Linked DNA regions of Mus musculus: region 1 is linked to region 2. The links are chromatin contacts, found by POLR2A ChIA-PET in ENCODE. All regions are on one chromosome and are shown on one strand. Each heading gives the region's core, a stretch centred on a gene start or an enhancer-like site at or near the end of the contact. The rest is flanking DNA. Distances are from core to core; before and after follow the strand shown.

Evidence for each region. ChIA-PET counts read pairs that join two places held with the same protein, here RNA polymerase II (POLR2A).
Region 1: POLR2A ChIA-PET joins it to region 2 with 22 read pairs in embryonic stem cell. The contact joins the promoter of Zfp335 here to the promoter of Pltp in region 2. POLR2A ChIA-PET finds 5 or more read pairs at or near these places in 3 of 5 experiments (Patski and embryonic stem cell).

Annotation. Positions count from the first base shown.
Region 1 is chr2:164,909,196-164,914,436 of GRCm38, forward strand. It overlaps Zfp335 (zinc finger protein 335), which reads right to left and starts at 2,555. Exons shown (of 28, transcript NM_199027.2): 1 at 2,322-2,555; 2 at 1,427-1,677; 3 at 11-248. The coding sequence starts at 1,627. Zfp335os (zinc finger protein 335, opposite strand) reads left to right here and starts at 2,238. Exons shown (of 2, transcript NR_166490.1): 1 at 2,238-2,555.
Region 2 is chr2:164,853,656-164,859,161 of GRCm38, forward strand. It overlaps Pltp (phospholipid transfer protein), which reads right to left and starts at 4,053. Exons shown (of 16, transcript NM_011125.2): 1 at 3,929-4,053; 2 at 3,232-3,342; 3 at 3,049-3,148; 4 at 1,272-1,400; 5 at 611-766. The coding sequence starts at 3,331.

The DNA of each region.
Region 1 (5,241 bases), core at 1,305-3,804, 54 kb after region 2:
CCCTACTCACTCTGGATGAGGTCTGGACCAATGGTAGATTCGATGATCTTGTCAATGGCAGAGCCTAGGTCTGAAGAGGAGGCTGTGCAGTCAGACACCAGCATGCTGGGGTCTGGGAGAACACTGGAATGCACCAGAGCTGGGGGGCCACCAGGCATCTCTGCTACTGGTCCCCGGGACACAGAAGATGAATCAGGGAGGCAGCCATGAGGCAAAGGGTCTGTTGAGATGCTCTCAGATACCTCCTCCTAGGTGTAGAAAGCAGAGGGCAGTTCAGGAGCCAGGCGTGAGGCAGGACAGAGCAGCCTGTAGATACCCCAGAAACAACAAATAAAGCCACCCACCCACATTTCAGCCTTACAGAGGCCCAGGAGGGTTCTCCTGTGAGGGCCCACAGATATAGTCAGGAACTACCCCAGGGGGGAAAGCAGCAGCTCTCTAGACCACAGGCCACAGCCAGGAGGCACAACTGTCACTGGGCTTTTGCATCAACCACTCCCCCTGCTGCACTCTCTTCCATGATCACTACCCAGCTTTCTCACAGCCATTTAGGCACTGCCCCCTCTAGAGGGCAAGCTGGACCTTACTCAGGACCTTTCTGCTCCTGCACACTTCCCTTCAGAGACCAGTCACCTCACCACACTGGAATGACAACAGGTTGGGTCTACTCTCTGAGAAGAGAAGCTTTCCTCTATGGACCCAGTTCCTCAGCACAATCCCAGCCCACCCCCGCACCTCAACATTTTCCACACCAATCTGTGTTCTCTGCAAGGACCTGGACCACACCTGTCCTGTCCCTAGCAGTAACCCTGTAATATAGCATAAGTTAGACCCCCAGGGTAGGCCCACTTCTGCTGACATAATGAAACCCTAAACTGCACACCCAGGGCCACTACTTCATATCTCCATCAAGTGGAGTCCAGATACAATCCCCATCTCGCAAAATTACTTATGAAGCTACCAGAGATGACTATGTTTCTAATTTTCACTTAACAGAGAAGATGAGGGCTAGAACCTGGGTAACCTGCTCAAATCACAAAGTAATGGGTCAGGAAAACATGGCTCAGTTTCCCCTTACAGCCTAGCACCCATAGAACCCGGCCCTCCCGTTCCATTTGACAGATGGGAAGACTAAGATAACTGAGATGGATCAACATTTGAACCGGGCTCATGGAGCCTGAGGGCTCTGGGTAAGACCATGGATAATTCTGGCTCTGTCGATAGCAAGCACGCTCTGCCTCAGTTTCCCTTTCTGAAGATTCTGGAAACAAGTGGTTTAAGTATGTCTCTTAGCCATGGGACTTGTCAAAACCGACCACAGCAGTTTGGCATGGCATGGCTTGGCGTCTGCCTCAAAAACAGTTATTTTCTACAAGTAGGCTTTGCTGACGGTCCCCCTGCCCACACCATCCACACTGATCCATACCACAGAGTGGTTGCCACCGTCCGAGCTCTGCCCGACGCCAGAGTCGTCAGCCTCCGTTAATCCTGGGACGGTCGCAGCGTCGCTGCTGTCCGCGGACACAGCTTCCGAGGTGCACACACCCAGGCCGCTCTCAGAAGGCTCCTCAGGCTGGCCGGGCCGAGGGGCCGCGTCGCTACTGCTCTCCACCTCGTTCTCCTCCATTGGTTCTGGGGACCGACTGACAGCGAAGCGCGGGGTTTGAGGCTTTCACTCTGCTGGGCGATACGACCATGGTTGCAACAAGTGGTCCACCTTTCGGGCCCGGCCAAGCAGAACCCACCCAGATGCACCGGTGTGCCCATTCTGCAGATGCAAAGACTGAGCATCGGACTAGATGGGACGGGGTTTCCTGGAAAGGGAACCTTCCAGAAAAGAATAGGGACGCCTGGCCTCTCAGGCTAGGACCCTTTGGGAAGAAGGGTGGTCCCGGTGGGTGATCACGGCTCCTTGCTCCTCCCAGAGGCATGAATCGACCCTGGGCGGACACAGCGGCCCGGCGCTCCGGCCCCCGTGTCCCCTCGGATGAGGAGCCGGTGGTACAGCCCGCAGGCCCCCGGGGTCAGTGGTTCACTCCCCCTCCCCGGACTCCCCTGCGGAGGGGGCTGACAGCGACGGTCGCGGGGCCTGGTGTCTCGGGGCTGTCCCCGGCGCTGCCTGAGCTCCAGGCCCGGCGCCATCTTGTGGCGGCGCTGGGTTTCCGCTCAGGCAAATGCGAGAGCGGCTAAAGGGCCTGGGACCCCGGGGCCCTGTTCGGACAGCCCCGCCGGCCCGGGAGTCCGCCACCCGGCAGCCTCGCGGCAGGGCCCCGGTGCACGGCAGTGTGCGGAGGGGCAGCCCGCCTCCGGCTGCCGCTAACCTGAGCCTCTGGCTGCTGTGTCGCTCTCCGACTCCGGCATCGACGAGGTCGCCATCCTCTCACCCCCGTCGCGGAGGAACCCATCGGCCGCCCTCGAACCGGAACTACTTCCGCCGCCGTCCCCCCGGGAGAGAGAGATCTGCGGGGTTTCAGAAGGCCTCTCGGAGGACTCAGAGCCGTCGTCGGGTCCAGGAGGACTCTAGAAGTCACATGCTGCCCGGTGTTAGGGCTGAGGTCAGCTGGGTACGGGGACTACTTTTTCGTGTGGCGGAGGGCTACACGGGAAGTGGCATGACGTCACGCAGGTCCCAGCCCGGACTCGCCGGACAAGGCGCGGCGGAGGCGCCCGGCTCTCGTGGGTGTGGCCCCCAGCGTCTAGCCACACCTCCAGGGGTCGCTTAGAGAACCGTCGCGACCTGGGATGGTTTAGAGGTGTCCAGAGGGGAGGGAACGTCAGTCATTTTCCTGGTTTTTCACCTGTAGCTTAAAGCTCCACTCGAGCCAGATCGGGTTCTCCCGGGTTGGGCTTGCTGTGCCGTAGTACAGATGGCAAAACCGAGGTTTGAGGACAGGAAAGGCTGGTCAGGAATCACAACTAAGGCGACTTGGGGGATCGGGTAATGGCAGAGGTCAGGGATGTTTGAAGAAGAGTTAATGCTTAGGCCACGGTGCACTTCGCAGCTGTATTTCTTACTAGGACTGGAGGGCCAGACACCCAGCTGTCCTCTGATCAGTGTAGGTGTGTTTAGAAGTTGGGGAATTAGCTCAGTGGCAAACACGAGGCCCTGCGTCCTATTCCTAGCATACACACGCGCTCATAGACGCGCATGCACGCACGCAGGCAGTGTTAGGTATTTTTAGAAGTCTACAGTCCTTGGGCCCAGTGTGGTGGTGGCTCATGCTTTTAATCTAGCACTCCGGAGAGGCAGGCTAACCTCACTTGACTTACATAGACCAGCTGGAGCTATGTAGTAAGTTTTTCCCAGAAACCACATGGTAAAAGGAGAGAACCGTCTCTTCCAGGCTGTCCACCCACCTCCACGCGCTCTTAGTGTCATGTGTGCACTTACAGACATAACAATAAATACATGCTTAAAGCCGGGCCCTGGTGCTGCACGCCTTTGAGTCCTAACACTTGGGAGGCAGAGGCAGGCGGATTTCTGTGAGTTTGAGGCCAGTCTGCTCTACATAGTTCCGGAACAGCCAGGTCTACATAGCGAGACCATATCTCAAAACAGAAAAGAGAAGAGAAGAAGAAAAGAAAAAAAAAAGAGAGAAAGAAAAGGAAATGGAAAGAGCCAGGGAGTGGTGGCACACACCTTTAAACCCAGAAATGGAAAGGCAGAAACGGGTGGATCTCTGTGAGTTCAAAGCCAGCCTGGTCTACAGAGTTAGTTTCAGGACACAAAAACCGTGTACTAAAAAAAAAAAAAAAAAAAAAAAAAGCGGGGCGGTGATGGCACACTCCTTTAATCCCAGCACTTGGGAGGCAGAGGCAGGCGGATTTCTGAGTTCGAGGCCAGCCTGATCTACTGAGTGAGTTCCAGGACAGCCAGGGCTACACAGAGAAACCCTGTCTCAAAAAATAAACAAACAAAAAAAAAAGAGGAGAAGAAAAATGAATTCAGTGAAAAGGACAAGTGGCTTTGAGTTATCACTAGCACCTGGACACAAGGGCTCCTACGCTCTTGTCACAGAAAGTTCTCCCTTCCTCGTGTTTCCTCTTTGATAGAAATAGACCAAGAGGCCTGTGGAGGAGGCCCATCCTCACTGTACCTCCTTCCCACCCAGCATTATCAGGCCTCTAGAACAATCCTTGAGACCTACATTTGGGCTAGCTTCATGGCGGGTTGGTTTTAACAACTTCTTTATATCCTTCCTGTATCCTACTGGATGCCTTCTGTCTCTTGACAAGGTCACTTAGGCCAGGACATCCAGGGGTGGTCGCACTGAGCTCATAGCCATCACATCTTCAGCCAGCCCAGCTGAAGTCCAGCCCTAACCAGGGGACAGGATTCCAGAAGATCCTGGTCTAGAGAGACACTAGCAGCTTCACCATAGAACAGAAAGGGGCGGGGCCAAGAGAGGCAGCTGTGGCTCAGGTTCTCAGGGCTGCTGGTTTTGTTTGCTCACCCTCTGCTTCCTGCCTCTGTTGGCTTGGGTTTGGGGAACTGCATGAGAGTTGGCTCAGTGACTATGACATAGACTCTTCCTGCAGAAGGAGCAAGTTTAGTTCCCAGCAGCCACTTCTGATGGCTACAGCTAACCAATAACTCCAGCTCCAGGGGCATCCTCTTCTGGCCCTTCTTGGACAACTGCAGTCACTTGTACATACCTCTACACAGACATGCATGCACATAATAAGTGTTAAATAATGGAGATAAAACAAAAAGGTATGTGCACATAGACACCTACACCCTGGGTCTATTGAGACCTAGGTTGGCCTTGAACTTGCTGCTTAGCCAAGGCTGACCATGACCTCCGAATACTCCTGCCTCTACCTCCCAAGGGCCTGAATTGTAGGTATGAGCCACTAAGGCCAGTTCAAACCCTGGTTTTCTCACTGCCAATCAAGGGTTCTCAGCAGAACATGTTGTCAGAAAAAATTCTGCAAGTGGAGAAGACAGCTGCTCTCACCTAAAGGACATTAGAGTGGACAGTTGAGAAAACAGAAGCCAAGAAGGAAGAGGAGGAACCGTACCAGGTGCTGTAGGGATGTGTCAGTGTCATTTTAAACAGTCTCACTGTGTAACCCACACTCCTGCTTCTCCCTCCTGAGCATCAGAATTACAGATGCATCTCACCGGGCCCCGCACTTCATAGCATCTGAAGTGAGAATGGCTCCTGTAGGCTCCTATATCTGAATGCTTGGTTCCCAGCTGGTGGAATTGGTTTGGGAGGGATTAGGGGTTATGGCCTA
Region 2 (5,506 bases), core at 2,803-5,302:
AGTGCTGGGATTAAAGGTGTGTGCTACCACGCCCAGCACTTTTTTCTTTTCTTTCCTTTCCTTTTCTTTTCTTTTCTTTTCTGATTTATTTACTATATGTATGTACACTGCAGCTGTCTTCAGACACAGAAGAGGGCATCAGATCTCATTACGGATGGTTGTGAGCCACCATGTGGTTGCTGGGATTTGAAATCAGGACCTTCAGAAGAGAAGTCAGTGCTTTTAACTGCTGAGCCATCTCTCCAGCCCCATTTTATTTTCTAAACTCAGGTACTGAGGAACGAACCCAGGACCTCATGCATACTAGACAGGCTCTCTACCACTGAGCCAGCTTCAGCTGCAGACATACTAATCCTAACACTTAGATATTTATCATATGCCAGGGACTGTCTAAATATTCTATATCTAACAACACAGTGCTCACAAGTATCTGCTAAAATAGATTTCATTCTCTGAGCGTCAGTGACTTGCCCAGGTTCACAGAGTCCAGATGTGGAGGAAGTAGGATTTGGTTGGATTCAGTGGGACTCCCAACCTTAGCACTTTCCTTTTCTGCCCCAGAAAATTGAACTGTGGGGCTCAGGACGTGTGTCCTGGGGCTGACACTCACCTGAAGGTTCCCCCGAAGGCCATATTCATTTTAGACACAGAGGCCTCGCAGGAGACATTGGACACTTTAATCCGACCACTGGAATCCTGGGAGAGCTGTAGACCTGTTCGGATGGACACACCCTCCGCCGAGGCATTGATGTAGCCCCCATCATATCTGTGAAAGGCAGGCTCATGGTCACCCCAGTGGGAGATAACTGACGTTTCTACCCCTCTCTTTACCCCATACAACATGATACCTTATTTTTTCAAGTGTGTACAAAATGTTTGTGATCATATATACTCCCGTTGTTCTCATTCTCTTCTGTGCCTGAACCTTTCTTCCCAATATGCCGCACCTTGACTTTTAGTTTTGTTTTTTGTTTTGAATGATCCAAGGAGTTCATTTGTATAAGCATGGGTTCGAAGTTATGAAGTGGAGAATGGGCAAAGTACCAGTGTCTACACCACTTTAGAAAAATGACTCACCCTCCCTCACAGACATTCACTGCCTAGACCTCAGCTAGGGGTGGAGACTCATAAGCCCTCTTGAAATCTCTTCTTGATCTTTGTCACACAACCTTCCAAACCCTCCTCTTGAATGGAGAAATTGAAGCCTGGGAGGTTAAAGGACTTCTCCAGCCCAGCCACCAGCCCCACCCCTGAGAGCTCAGCGTCCTCACAAGAACCAGTAGAGTAGCTGCCTCCGGAAGTGCAGCCCCAAGGATGCGTTGGAGATGTTCAGCAGCAGATCTTGGTCTGGCTGGAAGTGGAGTTCCGAGGATATCAGGTGCAGCTGTGTGACCCTCACGCTGCAGAGAGCAGGGGTCAGGGTCAGCGTGGGGGCCAAAGGGGACCAACTCACCCAGCCGCAGGGACCCATCCCTCCTCTAACTGCAAGCTGGGCAATCTAGGTGGGTGGTCTGGAATTTTCCCTTGCCCCTCAAGAGCCCGACATGTATTGGGTAACTCAAGAGATTTGTTCTCTGAACCCAGGAGTTGAATACTGCCTTCCTCATTTATTTTTTAACGCATTTAATATTTAAAAGATAGGGAATTACTGGGCATGGTGGCCCACACACACCTTTAATCCCAGCACTCAGGGGGCAGAGGTAGCCTCCTGATTTCTGTGTGAGTTCTAAGACAGCCAGCGCTACTCAGAGGAAACCGCCTCAAAACAAAACAAGATAAAAGACTGAGAGTGTCCTTTTGTCATTCAGTGTCATTCAGACTAACCTTGAATTTGTGAGCCCAAGTGATCCTTTTGCAGGAATTACATATATATTTATATTATATTTTACACACACACAAAATTTGTTTTAAAAAATTTAAAAGCTGGGTATGGTTTCATACATATACATACACATACGCGCACGCATACACACACATATATAGATATACATACACACACACACACACACACACACACACACACACACACACACAACTTTAATCCTAGCACTCAGGAGGCAAAAGCCGATCAGTCTCTGGGTTAAAGGCCAGCCTGGTTACAAAATGAATTCTGGCCAGCCAGGGCTACGTAATAAGATCATGCCTCAAGCATAAATAAATAGGGCTGGAGAGATAGCTCAGTGGTTAAGAGCACTGACTGCTCTTCCAAAGCTCCTGAGTTCAATTCCCAGCAACCACATGGTGGCTCACAACCTTCTGTAATAAGATCCAATGTCCCCTTTTGGTGTGTGTCTGAAGACAGCTACAGTGTACTCATATAAATAAAAACAAATAAATCTTTAAGAATAAATAAATAGGGGCTGGAGAGACAGCTCAGCGGTTCAGAGCACTGGCTCCTCTTCAAAAAGACTCCTCTTTAATTCCCAGCACCCACAAAGTATCTCACAACTGTCTGTAACTATAGTTCCAAGGGGACCCGACACTCTCACAAAGACGTACATGCAGACAAAACACCAATGCACATACATTAAAATTAAATAAAATCTTAAAAATAAATAAGTAAAAACTATGGTCTTGCTTACACCTCCGTGTTCTGTCCACATTGTGATTGCTAGATCTGTTTTCGTCTTTTTGGTTTCTGTTTTGTTGTTGTTTTGTTTTTGGCAGGCGTGCGCCAGACTGAGCTTTCCACCTGGTCCTTTGACTTTGCCTCCATCACTTTAACTCACCCCACATCGCCTCACCTCTATCTCTCCTATCCTGGGCTTCCCTCTTTTTGGCGCCACCCTCTGGATAGACTCCACTCTCACCCACAGGTAAATTCTTCCAGTGTATCATCGCGGTGTTCTTTGGTCCAAGCTACAATTCTGCTGGTTCGTATTCCCCTTTCTTGGACCCGCCTACCTCCAGTCTTTTTACCTAGTAGCCTTACTCGTTATTATGGATCCCACCTCATTTAATTGGCCACGCCCAGACCCGCCCAGTCTGGGGCGGTGTCCCAGGTCATCCCACCACCTTTGAGACCCCGGCCCCCCGAGCCTTACTTACTCCGAGATATTGTAGTAAAAGTGGCCCTTTGCGCCGTACACGTCTGGGATGGTGATGGTCTCCAGCTCTTGTTCCAGAAAGCGCAGGCCTTCCTGCTTCACTGAGATAGCATGGAGACACTCAGGTCCCGCGCCCGGGGCCAGAGCACCCCACCCGGTCCACGGCTCCCGCCGCGCGCCTTACCCAGATCCAGAGCCGCGGAGGTGACGCGGATCTTGCAGCCCGGGAGCTCGGCGTGGGCACCTGCCAGGAGCGCTAGGAAGAGGGCCCAGAGCAGGACCATGGCGACCAAGCCTGGGGGCAGGGTGGGGTCGAGTCGCAGGTGTCATCTGAGAGGCTCAAAACCACTCTTTGGTCATGCAACTAGAACGGAGTGCTGGCCCGGACCGTTACTGCCCGTAAAGTGTTTGGGGCACTCGGAACCAATCATCTTGTCTTTGCCTGATGCAAAACCGAGGTTCCGAAGCACGATAAGACTTGCGCCCTGCTTCCAAAGGATTTGGGGCTCGGTTCCCCCGTGCAACTGCCTCGTGACAAGTTTGGATCTCAGGAGGATGAACAGCCCCCCATCCCCCACCAACACTTTCTCTTTTCCTTCAGAGGAGGGCGTGTGCTGACTTGTGCGTTGGTATGGCGACGACCACAAGCGCATTCCTGCTGAGTAGCTTGAGGTCTCCCAGGCCGCGCGCGGGGATGGCCCGACTGAGCGCTATCCCCTGAGTCCCTCCGCTCCCCTAGCTCCTAAGACTCCGCTATAACGCATTCTGTCTGGTGCCCCATCCCGGAGCCCTCCTTCATCCGCTCTCCTCCCCACCTGGATTTAGTGAGCCACACAACTCACGAGGGTCTGGGGATGCGATGGGGACGCGCCCCAACTCACTTAGTAGTGTGGTCACGTGGGGCGACAGGCAGCGCGGGGGATCCGGGCGGCGGGGTCTGGCGGGTAGCGCGGGTCCAGCAGCCTTTATAAGTCTGGGCCTCCGACCCCCCTCCTCGCCGCGGTTCTTCCCTCCTCCTTGGGGGCTGGGAGGGGACGGGGCGGGACGCTGGCAGTTGGGAGGGTGGATAGGGCAGTACGGAGCCTGTGACAAGCCTAGCTGCTGTCTGGACAAGTGGGGGACTCGCTCCTAAAAGAGCGAGAAAAGTGAAGAAAGCGGCTTGCCAAACCACTGCTGTGGAATTCCAATCACACAGCAATTCCTGCACGCTCCTAAACAAACTCCTTCACTTGGCTGCGGAGCCTCAGTTTCCTCACCCAGCACCGAGTGCCTCCTTATGGGAACTCCCACTCGGCTTCCACGCTAGGCCAGCGAAAGCCAATGCCCTACGGTCATTCCCCTTTCTTTTCTCTCACAACCGTCTCCCGCTGGCTTTGTTATGAGACCCCAACCTACTTGATTGGCTTTTAGGGCCCCAGGGACCTTCCCCTATTGGAAAAGCGATCATCCCAGAGGGAGGTTTGGCCTTCCTGAGGAACTCTGAATTCTTTAGTGAGGACTTGGAGGTGGCTGCTTTGCACAGTCCCCCTCACCCCGTGCACCGCCCCGCACAGTTCCGAGCATCACAGTGGAAAACAGACAGTAGATGCTTGCTTTCTTTTTGTAGCCATGCGGGCGAAATGGAAAGGGGGAACTGATAAAGATGTTTGCTGAGCATATACTTAACACTCAGCACTCAGCCAGCTCAGCTGACCCAATAGTCTTGTTTTGTCCAGGACCTTCCTGGATTCAGAACTACCCACGGGAATCCACTCAGTCCCAAGCGAACCAGAATGGCTAATCACTCTAGATCTGGTTTTACCTTCTTATAGTCTGTGAGGCTGGCTCTCTGGCAGGAAACTGGAGGTTGAGGTTGAGACAATTCTGTGACTGTAAATGCAGAATTCAAGGATTGTTCCAAAACAGTGTGAGGTAGGATTGGTAGCTCAAGAAGCCTTCTCTCTGAGGGACCAGCGCTTACATCCTAGGATGTCAGCCTCAGGACACTTATTGTATAAATAGCTCAGGCGATTTTCTCCTTCTAAATCGTATCTAAAATAGTATATATTAAAGGTTTGGGGAGGGAGTGGGGTTTTGTTTTTGTTTTGGAGGGGAGGGAGGGTTGAGAAAGGTTCTCATGTAGCCCAGGCTGGCTCTGAATTCTCTATGCAACTAAGGGTGGTCTTGAACTTTGGCTTCTCCTGCCTCCATCGCCAGAATGCTGGGATTACAGATGTACAGCATCACTCCTGGTCTGTCTGGTGCTGGGGATACTGCATACAGGACCTGTGCATGTTAGGCACTCTACCAAGTGAGCTACATCCCCCAGGTTTAGTGTAAGGTTATTGTAAACATAGATGGTTTAAGTGCTGTGTAGATTCTCTGCCATATCCCTAGTGATACATATACATATAAAATATTATATGTATTATGTATAATACATTACATATTATATATATTATGTATTATGTATAATATAT